Regions from separate parts of the Mus musculus genome. Here region 2 is linked to region 1. The links are chromatin loops, found by intact Hi-C in ENCODE. Cell type or tissue: left cerebral cortex. All regions are shown on one strand.

Region 1 (2,500 bases):
TAAAATTGACACATCTGAAAGCCTGTGAAGAATTCATGCCAAAAGATCCAGGACAAAGCCACATTGCTCCAAAAGGACAGCAGGATGCCATATTTGGCTAGCGAATAAAGACCTTCTCTCTACCTATCCTTACAATGGTAGCCAGAAAGCCACACAGATAAGCATGCCTGTTTATACACAGTGTTGAAGGCAGACAATCAGATCCACTAATAACTTCATCCAAGTTATCTATGGCTGTTGGGAAACATGAGCCAGGAAAGGCAGACACGTGGCAAACAGTCTATCCACTGAAGCCCAACTCCAAGTGGGAGAACTGGAGTGTCGGTGGTACAGCTGGGACGGCTGCTGCCTCCTGCCAACCTTCTTCAAGACTACGCTGTGCAGCTGACACTTAACTTGTTTCTTCTCCCCCATCTCACTCAGTGAAATAACAACAGCTTTCCCTGAGCCGTGTGGAAAGGAAGCCCAGAAATAGAATAAACTTGTGTTGCCCAGACTTCATCAACTCACTCAGTGGCTGTCTGTGCCTCTGTCCCCACATGACCACAGTATTGCAGCAGCTCTGGTGGCATCTGCAGTGCTCCACCAAGACCGGTGTGCCACGGAAAACTGCAGATACCTGGAAGAGGCCCTAGTATTTACGGGGCGTTGATGGGCTCTCACCAGAGTTAACCACCTTCCTGCAGAGTTCCTGGCTCTGCTTGTGTCAACTGAGTCACCTGCATCCAGACACTCCATTTACTTTGTTGTGATTTTTTTCTGGGAGCCTCTCGTCCCAGCATGTGCACTCTTCATAGGGGCTAGTTTGAAAGGGGAATGTCAAATTCTTACTTCCTGGCTCACAGTTTGCTATCCTTGGCCAAGCTAGCCAAGATGCAGGGCTAGATCTTTCTCTCAGACATGTATATCTGCAGTATCACAAATTGAACACTAGAAGACCAGGTTCCAGAGAGGCCAGCAGGAAATCATCCGGGTCCCACACAGATGTAGGACAGAAGTAGGTCTCTCAGGTCTGACAGATTCCATGTATGACTGACCCCTGCAGCTGTACAAATACTACCCCTACCTGCCCCACGGTTGGTACACTAAAGAAAAATTCCTCTATTCCCACCAGATCACAACTATGGAGTCAAATTTAATGTTTGAGGAAATAGGTGTCTTAATTTCATCTGAGAACGTCATCCCTACTGCAACATCACAGTTAAAGAACCAACTTCTGTCATGTTTCAGAGAATCTTATTTTAATCAAAGGACAGTAACATTCTCAGTGGCCTCATTCACTGTCCCCCAGTAAACATTCCACAAAGCTGCCTTTCTGTTTCTTTCTTTCCTAACTCTCAATAATGCTCATGTACCCTAAGTGATTGGATTCTTCTGCCATGGTGATAGCCCAGTTTCCATCACTGTGACGAAGTGCTAGAGGAAAACAACCGAAGATTCGTATGTCTCGTGGTTTCCGAGACCTGTCCGTTCACTGCATTGTTTCCAGACACAAAGTGAGGTTGATCATCTGAGGGGCACTGGATGAAACAAAACCACTCATCCACTGTGGTTCAGACCGAGAGAGCAAGGGCAAGAGATGCAGACAGGAGGGGCTAGAAACAAGGAAGACCCTTTAAAGGTACAACACCTCTGTGACCCACTTCACCCAACTATGCCCCCCACTAATAGTCATTTAGCTATGAAGTTAGCAATGAAACTCTGAACAGATTAATTCATTGATGAGATTAGGCCCTTCCAATCTAATCATTTCTCATACAACACCAACTGAGAACCCAGGCTTACTCATAGGAGTCTGAAGGATATTTCAGATCTGAAATCGTATGTGAGGCTCTCCAGTTAGCCACCAGTGTGAGCTGGTTTTCCTCACTCAGTTCTTCCATCCTACTGCCCTGGGGATAGAGTCTCAGGTCTTTTATAGGGAATCTGTATCCTCATTTCTTCTGTTCACTCATTGCTAGAGGTCTACTCATGGAAATCTATCTGGGCCCCAGAGAAATCTAGTAGTTTGCCTATGAAAGTAGAATCCCCTGGAGATGAGGTTGGGGATTGGTTTAGCATGCTGGAGCTGTCTCTTAAGCATTAGGGAGTAGGGATGGGGAGGAGAGCATTTCTTGTTAGGTCAAGGTTGGGTTTAGAGGAGCAGAGTTCCAGGAAAGAGTGTGCCTCCATGCTGAGAAGCCTAGAAATGGATGGGCCATGCCTACCCCTCACCCTTCAGATGCAGAATCCTCCTTTTAAGGGCCAATACAAAACGGGTACAAAGTCCCTTCTTGATACTTAAAAAGGCTTCTGAAAAACCCAAGGCTTTCCAAGACAAGTCATAAATATGGAAATGGGCAGAAAATAATCTGCTATAATTAATAAGTCCCAATCTCTACCTGCAATAACTCTGTCTAGACACTGGCCTTTCAAAAGACTGCATTGTCTTCCTTCATTAGAAAGATGTTTGTATGTGTATACTTGCAAATGTGTGTGTGTGTGCATGAAAATAGAAAGA
Region 2 (2,500 bases), 50 kb before region 1:
GGTATGGGAAGGTATGGTATATATGGGTATGCTCAGCATATTATGCTATGGTATATGGTATATGCAGGATTGTGGTATAAGTTGGAGTGTGTGTGTGTGTGTGTGTGTGTAGAATCAGGTTAGAATACAATATATTCTTGTGCCCCCCTTCTACATGTGCTTTGAGGTTTGAGAGCGACACTCCTTAGCAAGTAATACTTTTTCTCAATCAACCAATAGACTGCCTGAAACCCCTCATTAGCGTGACATGCTGGAGATGAAACACATTCCAGGTGGTCTTCAAGAAAATGGAAATGCCCTTGATAAGGTCAGTATAATAAATTATTAGCGCCTCTGCATAAATGAGTGCATTATTAGAATTGCATTCTCACAGTGATTGGTAACTAAATCAGACTGATAGCACAGTGAAGGTGGAAAGGAGACACCATGTATCCTGTGCACTGCAGAGAAGAGCGCAGTCCAACAGCCTTCCAACCTCACTGCTCTAAAAGCTATTTAGTCTGCTTATGCTGGGGCATTAACAAAGGGGCCCTGAGAGCACATCTGGCCACCTGCATGTCTTGTGCCAAGAGCTGCCACTGTTATATTCCACTGCAAGGAGTTGCTGAGGCTTGTCCCTGACACTTTGGATATGGCAGCCACTGGAAAACTGACACAGAAGTGAAAATCAAAAGCAGAGCCTCGTTTTCATTTGAGCATTAGGCTCACAAATGAAAACCCTTCTAGGCTTTTTTTTTTTTTATTAGAGATGCTGTGTTTTGAGGATAAAGGAACTGTGGGCTACCTTAGTCTCTTTTCCAGCTCAGTGGTGGTGCAAATAAAGCTCAATATGATCTACGATGTAAAGTGTGGAGATGACTTTGTCTCAGGGGAAGAACAGCTCCAGGGTTTGTAGGTGTCAAGGCAGCCTCACTGTGCTGGGTGCTTACAGGGAGGAGGAAGGACACACTTGGATACCAGATGGGATCCTTCCTTAAACACAGGACCACCAAGTGGGATGTGAGAGGTCAGAGAAAACTCAAATGGCCGACAGCATTCCACTGGCCTCCTGACTGGGGAGGGTTGTAGAGAACCCATGGAGAAAGGGAGGTAACAGAGCTGGAACAGATGCCAGCATGAGAAAAGCCACACACAGCAAAGCTTCCCAGACTCCCCAAGATGAAAGGAACCCCATTCTAAAAACAGAAAACATGAGTTAATGACAACGTCTACGATACACCGAGCATCTGTAGTGAAGCCTAGCGATGATGACAAAGCACACTACAGATGAATCACCCCACCTCCAGGACAGATGTACTGTTACCAAAACTTTACAGGGGAAGAAACTTTCAACAGACTTTAAGGGGTTTAAGTAATGCATATAAAGTCACCCAGTTGCTAAGCGGATAGCTCATGATGGCTTTCAAGTTTATACCTTGTGCACCAAAGAGGAGCAGACACCCACCACCAGTATTTGATGCTCTGTGGGCCAGCATGAAGTACCTCATTTCTCCCAGGGAACAAAACACACAAAGTTGTAACCAGTACAGAACCTGTCGATTTGGAGGTGCCTGGAAACCACCTAGACATCTGGAAGAACTTGGGATTTGCTTATATTGGTGACAGAAGCTTCTGTTATCTGAGAGGTGTCGTGATTCACAATGAGGAACATCCGTACACCCCATAACACTTGGCAAGAAGCAAAGTCCTGGAGGTCTCACAAGCTGGGAGGACATTTCCAGGATGAGTGGCTATAAAAATCTTTAGGTTGGAGAAGACCTTGAGAAGTCATCTATCCATTGCCCTTGCTTCAGGCAATGTGACATTTAAAGTATCCTAGGAAAGTGATTTATTTTTCTCATCTTTGAAAAAATGAAGATGTCAACAAGGACAGCCACCAAAGAGCTGCAGTTTTCTTCAGAGTCATAAAGTTCCCCCAGAGTATGTAGCCAGCATATACAGTGAGGAGTAACCCTCTCCCCACAATGCTTCTACCCAGGTAGCATTGGGGGGTCAGGGGGAGTGAACTACTCCTCACTGTCTACTTACTGAGTCCTTCCCCAGGTACATATTCATTCTGTCTATGATCCAGCTCCAAGTTCAGAATGGGGAGCTGACACTGGCCTTGGTATGATACAAGAATTCTACCACCTCCAGTGCAGGACCAGTGTAGACTAAAAGGCTAGTTAATAGACCACCATAGTCTAGATAGATAGATAGATAGATAGATAGATAGATAGATAGATAGATAGATAGATAGATAGATAGATAGATAGAAATGGTATTGAGGTGGGCCTGACAAACAAGGGAGGGCAGGCCCTGCAAGGATAAGTAGACAGGTGCCTCTAAGGCTAGATTACCATCCATTAAGATCAGAATCAGTGCTCTGAATGTGTGTGTTCATGCCTGTTTTAGAGATTCCATACAATGGTTCTGGGAATATTTGAGCTCCAGGATGAATTCCAGTCCCAATAGAGGAAAAGTCTTCCACAAACAGGATGCTGTTCCTAAAGGAATAGAG

What was found. Peaks named below come from ENCODE experiments on the same cell type or tissue, not always from the same donor. Only the 100,000 strongest peaks of a DNase experiment are listed, where the experiment ranks them.
Region 2: a loop joins it to region 1, with 4 times the contacts of the local background. A loop is called at or near these places in 5 of 42 quality-filtered maps.

What each region holds. Positions count from the first base shown.
Region 1 is chr1:193,584,998-193,587,497 of GRCm38, reverse strand. No RefSeq gene overlaps it. Among named protein-coding and RNA genes, the nearest start is that of Gm31870, 69 kb to the left of the region's middle. In left cerebral cortex, a CTCF peak has its summit at 942; a DNase peak (open chromatin) is centred at 398; H3K27ac peaks cover 1,249 bases.
Region 2 is chr1:193,635,329-193,637,828 of GRCm38, reverse strand. No RefSeq gene overlaps it. Among named protein-coding and RNA genes, the nearest start is that of Gm31870, 19 kb to the left of the region's middle. In left cerebral cortex, no CTCF peak of the experiment used is centred here; a DNase peak (open chromatin) is centred at 1,195; H3K27ac peaks cover 294 bases.